Regions from separate parts of the Homo sapiens genome. Here region 1 is linked to region 2. A link is an interaction called in ENCODE POLR2A ChIA-PET data of the cell type or tissue named here. Cell type or tissue: PC-9. All regions are shown on one strand. Each heading gives the region's core, and the rest is flanking DNA. Links, peaks and the distances in the headings are about the cores only.

Evidence for each region. ChIA-PET counts read pairs that join two places held together with the same protein. Peaks named below come from ENCODE experiments on the same cell type or tissue, not always from the same donor. Only the 100,000 strongest peaks of a DNase experiment are listed, where the experiment ranks them.
Region 1: POLR2A ChIA-PET joins it to region 2 with 5 read pairs; 2 of 35 experiments call an interaction of 5 or more read pairs at or near these places.

What each region holds. Positions count from the first base shown.
Region 1 is chr7:93,912,346-93,917,737 of GRCh38, reverse strand. It overlaps LOC105375402 (a long non-coding RNA gene), which reads left to right. Exons shown (of 3, transcript XR_927751.3): 2 at 1,218-1,302; 3 at 2,643-3,796. Among named protein-coding and RNA genes, the nearest start is that of GNG11, 6.7 kb to the left of the region's middle. RefSeq lists an enhancer at 2,200-3,399. In PC-9, for the core only: no CTCF peak of the experiment used is centred there; DNase peaks (open chromatin) are centred at 1,687, 2,757 and 3,087; H3K4me3 peaks cover 1,004 bases; H3K27ac peaks cover 1,895 bases.
Region 2 is chr7:93,807,815-93,813,206 of GRCh38, reverse strand. No RefSeq gene overlaps it. Among named protein-coding and RNA genes, the nearest start is that of TFPI2, 80 kb to the left of the region's middle. In PC-9, for the core only: no CTCF peak of the experiment used is centred there; no DNase peak of the experiment used is centred there.

The DNA of each region.
Region 1 (5,392 bases), core at 307-5,306, 100 kb before region 2:
GTGTGGTGGCATGAAATTGCTTGAACCCAGGAGGCAGAGATTGCAGTGAGCCAAGATCGTACCACTGCACTCCAGCCTGGGCGAGAGAGTAAGACTCCATCTCAAAAAAATAAAATAAAATAAAATACAAATAAAAATAAATGATTTCTCTTACCAATTTTGTTTCTATATTACTTTAACTCCCATCATATATAACTGATCATTCTCATTACTTAGTTTACTATTTTCCTCATGTAAACACATTATTGAGGCATTTAGGAAGTTTGATCCAATATAAACTTTTATAAGCACCACTCTTGCCTGCTTTTAAAGTCAATTACATTGTCCAGACAATTTGTTAGTTGATATGACACTTTTCAAAGATGAACAGTGCTTCTGACTTGGGAAATCTCCAATGTAGTACTGAAATTAAAACAACCGTAGAAATTATAATGAGAAAAAGTAAAGTAACGTTAAATGACTTAAGAGACACACAAAATACTCTTGAGGTAGAATGGGAGAGATAGTCTCATAAGAAGAGTAGGATTTCAAAAGGCTGAAATGGGGTGGAGTGGAGGGAGATCTCAGGTGGAGGGATCAGTATGACCAAATTCCAGGTGGTGGGAAAATGTCCACGGGAAGTATAATAATAGAGGACATTTGTTAGGCTTCTTTCTATGTACCCGTTTCTGATCTAAGAGATTATAAGTATTCAGATAATCTAGCCTAATCACTAATTTTATATATAAAAAAAAACAGATTCAAAAAGTTCACGTCATTTGTCCAAGTTCTCAATGACAAGGTGGAAGAGTCAGGGTTTTAATTTTGAATTGTTGGGCTGCAAACTTTGTCTCCAATGGTAAACTGAAAGTTAGAGATGTTGGTTAGGACCATCTTCTACAGGTTACTGAATGCCATAGCATGTACTTACTTTGTATTTATTTTAATCAGAGAAAGGGAGATATACTGAACACTTCACTAAATAAATACTAACTTGCAGGTGGAAAACTTCTAGAGACAAACCACAATTAAATAAACAAATAAATTGTAGTATGCCAGGTGGTGATGGTGCTACGGGGGAAAATAGACTGAGAGAGAGAGACAGGAAGCGCTTGGTGGAGGTTGGGAGGACTGTATGGAGAGGGTTTTGTAAATTTAAATAGGAGGATAAAAAGCTTTTCTTGAGGAAAAATAGATAAGACATTCAGTAACTAATCCCAGAATCCCTTAATACTCAGAGCACATTTGATGAAGACACGTGGTGGGGTGTGTTGCTGACTGTTCAGCCAGAAGCCCAGAGTCTTGACCGAAGAAATTTGTCAGGTGACTTCTCTGAAACTTTATTTTCTCCATTTCAAAATGAAGAGTTTAGACAAGAGTCAACAGATATTTGTTGAGCATTTATGATGATCAGAGTGGGAGGGCATTGTGCTAGAAGCCAAACTTTGGTACAACTTTCAGACTCCCTTCCAGACCAAATAATAGATAATTTTAATGTTTTTTTTTAAAGTGTGACAATCAATTAGTATTTCTGAGTATTCTGATCACTGAAGTATACAAAATAGCACTGTAAATGTGAGACAGCAACAAGAAAACACTGACCACAAAAGTGGTTACTGATTTAGGTAATTACAACTTGTCATTTGTTACAGAAGCAGAGGCAAGTTTTCTCTTAGTCATTAACACAATGGTAGTGAAATGTGACTCATGTAAACTCAACAGGATGCCAGAAGGACCTGATGTAGGTGATGGAGATTTCTCTCTCATGTGTGCTCACCTTGTTAAAGAAAAGACTGTGGTGTTGAGTCTTCATGATGATAGGGTAAAATAGCATGTTTCTTAAAGCACTTTAGAAATTTTGTCTAGATCCTTTCTCAGTAATAATACTAGTTAACACTTATTGTATCTTACCATGGACCAGGTAATATGCTGAGTGTTATAGTTGCATTAGTGTATTACTTAACCCCTACACAAAACAGAAGATATAACCATTATTGTCTTCATCCTATGCTAGGAGAAACAAATTTAGAAAGAATTAAGTAGCTTATCCAAAGTGAGTTGGGCAGTAAAGTGGCAGAGCCAGAACTGTCTGGCTCCTAAGTGCATGCTTATAACCGTGATTCTGCTGCTGGTTAAATTCACCGTGCTCCGTGACCACAGACTGAACCCTCAACCCAGTTGGCATTCTGGGGAAAAGTCACAAGATAGGTGAACTGCATATCAGAAAAATAAGCTTCCTAATTCCATAAGCAAGAGAAAGTTTGGGAAAGAAAACAGAAATTTAACCACAAAATTTCTGGGTAGAAAGTTATAAGTATTGAAAGGGAAGTGAAAAAACATAAAACAGTAAATATATGCTGACAACTCAGAATAATATAGAATCATTTATAAAACATAGTTCTTTTTAAAGAACTTTAAGCAATATTTTTTTGGCAATTATGTGTTAAACCCTGTGCCAGCTATGTTAAGAAAAACATAGAATGATGGGTTACCACACCCCAATTTTTATTAAAAGTTTACATCTATAAATTTAAAAATTCATGTACATGCATAGTAGTAGCATTATGTGTGAAAAAAATCCATATTGTTGTTAACGTTTGAGATATTTCCAAGAATTTGTTTAATTTTTTTTCTTTTTTTTTTGGTATTTTGAAATCACACAGCCTCCTTTGAGCTCTTTGAAGGGATTTTTGTCCTCTGGGATGCCCTTTACCAGTGGATCCTTGCCAGATCATTCTTCAACGTAATCTCTTCTTCACAACATTTGGATACCTTAAGGGGAAGGAAAAACGGATGACTCATTTGGTTTAAAACAGAATACTCCAGATGCCAAGAATTTATTTACTGCAATAAGTTTTCAGGTCGTATAATTTCAGTTTGATTCTCTCTGCTTTCCACCAATGCATACGTACTTTGTAGGAAAGAAGAAAGTTGCACCCTTCCCACTCCTTCTGGATATATCTCCAGACAAAGGAAAAACAGCTGGCCATGCTCCAGCTAAAGATTCCCCGTAGACACTGCCTCCAACATCAAAGGAGACAAGACCCAGGAATCAGAACACAACTGGCAACGGAAGTCAAGAATGTCATCAGATTTCATACTGATTAAATCTTTTTCCTCATTCCAAAAATGTGACTCGTAAAGGTGGAAGAGAATAATTATTAAATTCCAGGCTTATCATCATCCCTAAATTCTCAGAAGTATATACATGGCGTGATCTCCACTCACTGCAACCTCCATCCTCCACCTTCTGGGTTCAAGTGATTCTCCTGCCTCAGCCTCCTGAGTAGCTGGAATTAGAGGCACACGCCACCATGCCCAGCTAATTTTGTATATTTAAGTTTGTTTTTGTTTTGGTAGAGACAGGGTTCACCATGTTGGCCAGGCTGGTCTCGAACTGCTGATCTCAGGTGATCCTCCCATTTAGGCCTCCCAAAGTGCTGAGATTACAGGCATGAGCCACTGCACCTGACCCTAAGATTCCTTTTCTAGATGAAGAGAATGCCAAGTCAAAAGATGAACTGTGTCTGATGCTCTGAGTATCTTAGCAACTACTTATAATTCATGGTATCAGAATGATTTCTCCGGTGAGGAGTGGTGGCTCAGGCCTGTAATATCAGTACTTTGGGAGGTCGAGGCGGGAGGATCACTTGAGGTTAGGAGTTTGAGACCAGCCTGGCCAACATGGCAAAACCTCTTCTTTACTAAAAATACAAAAAGAGTTAGCCGGGCGTGGTGGGACTGAATTACTTGAACCAGGGAGGCAGAGGTTGCAAGTGAGTCAAGATCGTACCGCTGCACTCCAGCCTGCGTGAGAGAGTGAGACTCTTGTCTCAAAAGAATAAAATAAAATAAAAAATAAAAAAACAGATTTCCCTCACCATTTTTTTCTGTAAGACTTTAACTCCCATCATACATAATTGATCATTCTCATTACTCAGTTTACTATTTTCCTCATGTTAACTCATATTTTAGTAATTTAGGAAGATTGATATTAGCTTGGTTTTAAAATTTGGCTAAAATAAAACCAGTACAAATTAAAACAACAGTGAGGTGTTTTCTTTTCTTTTTTCTTTTTCTTACTAAAGCTTACACTCATCTATGTGTGCAAAATATGTTTAAAGTCCAAGTAGCTCAAATGATATATTGTAGTATCTATAATAACTCATTCTCATTAATGACACCAGAAAATTTTGTTAAAGAGTCACATGTTAAGGTTGTGTGGGAGTGGTTTTTGTTGCCTTGTAGTCTTACTTCATTTTCTTTAACCTAGTTATCCCAGTCCTGAAATAACAAATTCTGAACAAACCAAAGTCACTGACAGTTATAGCTCTGTAGCCTGTGGGACAGTCATGATTTCATTTCCTTCTTCCTGGACCATCTTTCTCTATACTTCCTTCCTGTGATTTCTCTCTTACTCAAAACCTGCTGACAATCTGTGTTTTAAGCAACAGGAATTGTCCCCTACTGGTGATTTAATCATGAATTAAGTCAATAAGAATTCTGAATTATCCAATATAAACATTTTATAAGCACTATTCTTGCCTGCTTTTAAAGTCAATTTCATTGTCCAGACAATTTGTTAGTTGATATGACAGTTTCAAAGATGAACAGATCTTCTGGCTTGGGAAATTTCCAATACAGCACTGAAATTAAGACAACCATAGAAATTATAATAAGAGAAAGTAAAGTAATGTTAAATGACTTAAGAGATACACAAAATACTCTTGAGGTAGATTGGGAGAGAAAGTCTCATAGAAGAGTAGGATTTCAAAAGGCTGAAAATGGGGTGGGGTGGAGTGGAGGGAGATTTCAGGTGGAGGGATCAGTATGACCAAATTCCAGATGGTGGGAAAATGTCCACGGGAAGTATAATAATAGAGGACATTTATTAGGCTTCCTTTTATATACCCATTTGTGATCTAAGGGATTACAAGTATTCAGATAATCTATCCTAATCACTAGTTTTATACAAAAAAAAAAAAAAATGTTCAAAGAGTTGAAGTCATTTGGTCATTTGTCCAAAGTTCTCAATGACAAGGTGGAAGAGTCGGGGTTTTAACTTCACATTGCTGGGCTTCAGAATCTGTCTCCAATGGTAAACTAAATGTCATAGCAAATATTTACTTTGTATTTATTTTAATCGGAGGAAAGGGGCCATACTGAACACTTCACTAAATAAATACTAATTTGCAGGTGGAAAACTTCTAGAGGCAAACCACAATTAAATAAACAAATAAATTGTAGTATGCCAGATGGTGACGGTGCTACGGAGGAAAATAGAGTGCGAGAGAGAGACAGGAATTGCTTGGTGGAGGTTGGGAGGACTGTATGGAGAGGGTTTTGTAAACTTAAATAGGAGGATAAAAAGCTTTTCTTGAGGAAAAATAGATAAGACATTCAGTAACTAATC
Region 2 (5,392 bases), core at 62-5,061:
CAATTGCTGTGTTGCATGCTCACAATTCTGTGGGGCAGGAATTTAGACAGAGGATGCTGGGGATAGTTTAGCTTATTTCTGCATCACATGGCATCAACTGGTGCAAGCAAAATGGCTGGGGGATGGATACATCAGTTAGACTGGGGTCGTAGGTCTGGGGCTTCTCCTCTTGTTATTTCAGGGTGCCTTCAAATATTCTGGCATATAGCAAGGGACTAAGAACTGAGGAGAGCAACCCCTCCTACAGCTGGGATATGCCAGAGGTCCCAGGCTTGGCTTTATCCTGTAACAAATAGGACCTAGTAGTCTTATTGAACTTGAGGGTTGCTGCTTCCATGACAGCTGGATATGGAAGGTCATGTGCCCAGTGTGTGGACAGAAGCTGCCACTCTAATGACATGTAGCATAAGCTAAGAAGAGCAGTTCCTTACATGTGAAGCCTAAGGACAACTTATAGCCATGGTAGATAATCCAGAAACTCCAAAAGATATGAGGAAGTTGCCAAAGCCTCTACAATAAAGGAGTCTCTGGGGGCAATAATAGGAATGCCTGTTGTATCCCAATTTGAACAGCTTCCAGAGTCTTTTGTTGTAATCTACAGTAACAAAATATTTACAGATTACTGTTTGTACGGTCAGTAATTTCAGTAATATTGGGTATGGAGGCCTTAATGGATGTGAACAAGGTATTAAGGTTGGGTTAGTGCACTGTTTGATATTACTCATTTATGCTAAGTATAAGAAGAGGCCAAATTTTACTATTAAATGGAGAAGTGGGGATAATAAATGTAAATAGGTCTTTATGTAAATAGGTCTTGTATAATGATAGGTGCTGAAGGCTTCTGTTTAAATTTACGTTGAGCCACACTAACTATTTCAACTAAGAGGAATGAGGAAGGGGTACCTCATTTATTTACCATGTGGACTCTTCACATGGTCAGCTTGACCTCCCTCACTGCATAGTGTTCCCAAGGTAACTGGACTTCTTAAATGGCTGCTGGCTTTCCCCAAACGCAAAAGTAGAAAGCGCAAAAGAAAAAGCCTCTAGGTTTTCCTAAAGCTTCGGCTCAGAACTGGCACATTGTCACTTCTGCTGCATTTTATTCCTTAAAGCAGATTTCAGGCCAGCCCATATGTAAAGAGGGGAGATTATACAAGGATGAGGATACCGTGAGGCTGGTTCATATGGCTGGTGACCAAAGTAATAGCCTATCACACCTTCCAAAGCAATTTCTACTTCCAAACTTCCCTGACTTCTGGCACATTGAACATGTTTTGACCACAGAATGTATGAGCAGCAATACTCACAAATACGTGGGGAGACATCATAAATATCACAAATCAGATAAAGTGTGTTAGAGCACATGAAAAAAAATTACAGAAAGCATAAAATCAGACCTCATATTTCCTTTCTCTTAATAAGACTGTAAGGTTGAACAACCATGAGTAATTTTCCAGAATCTAATTGGCTCAAGGACAACCTTCTATCATATTATGATATCTTACGCTTACTATCTTTTGTTTAGCAGGGTTTGTTGTGAGAAAAAAAATAGCTAGCTAGGATTTCTATCATTTTTTATTCAACTTTTAAAAGCATTAAAAATGTATCACTTAAAATATATGTGGGAAAAAGAAAGAGTGAGCAAAGGGGCACTGATATGTGCATAAAGAGGGAGGAATTGAAGTGATCAGGTGAAAATGAAATGAACTGCCAAGTCTCCATTTAGATAACAAGCAGGATAGGGTTATTTACTGTTCTATTCCATCACTGACATTTTCTTTCACACCACAGGTTGCCATGACCCCTCATTTTATAGCATTTCACCATCAGAATTCTGCCACATGACATTTCACTAACCACATTTCATTGAACATCTCTTAACCCTTGACATTTGGTCACTGATGATATATTTTGAATCTGCAACCAGAAACCTTTTCCAAAGAAGTAAGCCATGTTTTTAGAGTCAATGAAAAGGATGTAGATGTCCTCTCTTTATTTTAATGAGACATTTTCCATTCCCCAGATGTAAGATTTTCTACTAATATTCTTTAGATGCAAGTTAAAAATATTATTTCTCCCTCTACTAAGATTTGCTCAGCACATGTTATAATCTTAATAACTACTATAAAGCTATTCAGAAGAAACATCTTTTCTTTTAAGGACTAAAAGTAGCTTATTACTTTTTAACTATTCTTTGCTTCTCAGAATCTACCTGACAAGAAGACTTTTATTTGGGATTTTTATTTGTAAATTTCTCTTACATTTTACAATTGTTAAAACAGTGTATTATAACTTAGCCTAAATTTTAATTTTCCTTTGAATTTCTACATACTTTTTAGCAACCCAATGAACTTTCATGTCTTCCTCAAATAGCTCACAATACTTGCTAAGCAACTATATTAGGACTTGGCAAACAACAGTGTACAGGCCAAATATGGCCCATGGCATGTTTTTGTAAATGAAGCTTTATTGGAACACAAGCAATTTATTTGCACAGTACCACAGCTACTCTTGTGCTACAGTAGGAAAGTTGAGTAGTTGCAAAAGACACTGCAAAACCTAAAATATTTACTATCTGACTTTTACAGAAAAACTTTTCTAATCTGTGAGAATATTGTAGTTTCATAAGACAGCATTTTGAAATATTTTGATTCACTTCTGAAAGACAAAAATAGTTATATATCTCAAAATGAGATTATGTGTACACAAACTTCTTGATCCATAAAGAAATGTAACTGTTTTTCTCCATCGTCCATATTGTGTATTTTATTTTTCTTTCTTTTCTTCTGTGCAATTTTATGGATTTTTTTTCTTTGGTTGCTCTTTTTTTTCCCCTTTTTGGACATTGTTCTTAAAGTGTGGTTTCTTGACCACCTCAAAGTCACCCGATACTCGTCAAAAATCAAATCACTGGGTTCCATGTCACTGAAGCCGGTGATTCTTCAGCTTTCCAGTCACTTATTTTTCTTTGGTGTCAGGGCACGCATTCTCATTCCACTGTGCTTCACACTGGTCAATGCAAATGATAGATTTTTAGCAACTTCCAATTCCTTTTCAGATTTCATAATTCACAGAATCAGTTAATAGTTTCAGATATCATTAGAAAACTTGGAGGATTATCTGCCTTAAAAGCAAATGTTATTGATTAGAATAAGATTGTCCTGTAAGAAAAGAATTTATGTAGTTTCTACACATTGGAAAATCTTTTCATTTGATCTACGTAATAGTTATCTATTTCTGCATATTACAAATTACGCCTATAATTTATTAGCTTGAAATAAATATGTCAGTAATTCTGGGCATTGGTTTTGCAGGGTGACTTTGGACCAGGGCCTCTCAGAAGATTGCAATCAAGGTGCTAGCCAGAGTGACAGTCATTGCATGGCTTGACTTCCATGCTCACTCACGTGGCATTTAGAAGGAAGACTTCTGTCTTCAATGGAAGCTCACAGCATGGCAGCTGACTTCCTTCACAGCAACCAAGAAAAAGAGAAAGAGAGTACAGCTGCCATACCGCAAACTGTCCTAATGGAGAAGCCCATAGGATAAAGACCTAATATCCGTGGTCAGCAGCCAGTGAAGCCACAGGAGGACTCTTTTAAGCTTAATCCTTAGTTAAACCTTGTGGCCTTATGAGAGACTCTGAGCTAAGAAATGTACCAGAGCAACTATTTAATGCAAACATCAACCAAAGAATGTTTGTGTTGCTCTATTAATAGCAAATAAAGAAGTTTTTAAGGCCAAAAACAAAACCACAGATAAATAATAAAATAATATATATTTTAAATATTTTTTTAAAAAATTATTTTCCATAGGTTATTGGGGTACAGGTGGTATTTGGTTATAAGAGTAAATTATTTAGTGGTGATTTATGAGTTTTTGGTGCACCCATCACCCAAGCAGTATACAATGCCACCTACTTGTAGTCTTTTATCTCTCACCCCCCTCCCACCCTTCCCCCTAAGTCTCCAAAGTCCGATGTATCATTCTTATGCCTTTATGTCCTCATAGCTTAACTCCCACATATCAATGAGAACATATGATGTTTGGTTTTCCATTCCTGAGTTACTTAACTTAGAATAATCGTCTCCAATCTTTTCCAGGTTGCTGCAAATGCGGTTAATTCATCCCTTTCTATGGCTGAGTAGTATTCCATCATATATATATGCCACAGTTTCTTTATCCACTAGTTGATTGATAGGCATTTGGGTTGGTTCCACAATTTTGCAATTGCGAATTGTGCTGCTATAAACATGAGTGTGGAAGTATCTTTTTTGTATGATGACTTCTTTTCCTCTGGGTAGATACCCAATAGTGGGATTGCTGGATCAAATGGTCGTTCCTCTTTTGGTTCTTTAAGGAATCTTCACACTGTTTTTGATAGTGGCTGTGCTAGTTTACATTCCCAACAGCAGTGTAGATGTGTTCCCTGATCACCACATCCATGCCAACATCTACTATTTTTTTTTGATTTTTTGATTATGGCCATTCTTGCAGGAGTAAGGTGGTATCACATTGTGGTTTTGATTTGCATTTCCCTAATCATTAGTGATGTTGAGCATTTTTTCGTATGTTTGTTGGCCATTTTATATCTTATTTTGAGAATTGTCTATTCACGTCCTTAGCCCACTTTTTGATGGGATTGTTTGTTTTTTTCTTACTGATTTGTTTGAGTTCATTGTAGATTCTGGATATCAGTCCTTTGTCAGAAGTATACATTGTGAAAACTTTCTCCCACTCTGAGGGTTGTCTATTTACTCTGCTGACTGTTCCTTTTGCTGTGCAAAAGCTCTTTAGTTTAATTAAGTCCCAACTATTTATCTTTGTTTTTATTGCATTTGCTTTTGGGTTCTTGGTCATGAAATCCTTGCCTAAGCCAATGTCTAAAAGGGTTTTTCCAACGTTATCTTCTAGAATTTTTATAGTTTCAGGTCTTAGGTTCAAGTCCTTAATCCATCTTGAGTTGATTTTTGTATATGGTGAGAGATGAGGATCCAGTTTCATTCTCCTACCTGTGGCTAGCCAATTATCCCAGTTCCATTTGTTGAAAAGGGTGTCCTTTCCCCACTTTATGTTTTTGTTTGCTTTGTCGAAGATCAGTTAGCTGTAAGTATTTGGGTTTATTTCAGGGTTCTCTATTCTGTTCCATTGGTCTATGTGCCTATTTTTATACCAGCACCATGTTGTTTTGGTGACTATAGCCTTATAGTATAGTTTAAAATCAGGTAGTGGGATGCCTCCAGGTTTATTCTTTTTACTTAGTCTTGCTTTGGCTATGTGGGGTCTTTTTTGGTTTCATATGAATTTTGGATTTTTTTTCTAATTATGTGAAGATTGATGGTGGTATTTTGATGGAGATTGCACTGAGTTTGTAGATTGCTTTTGGCAGTAT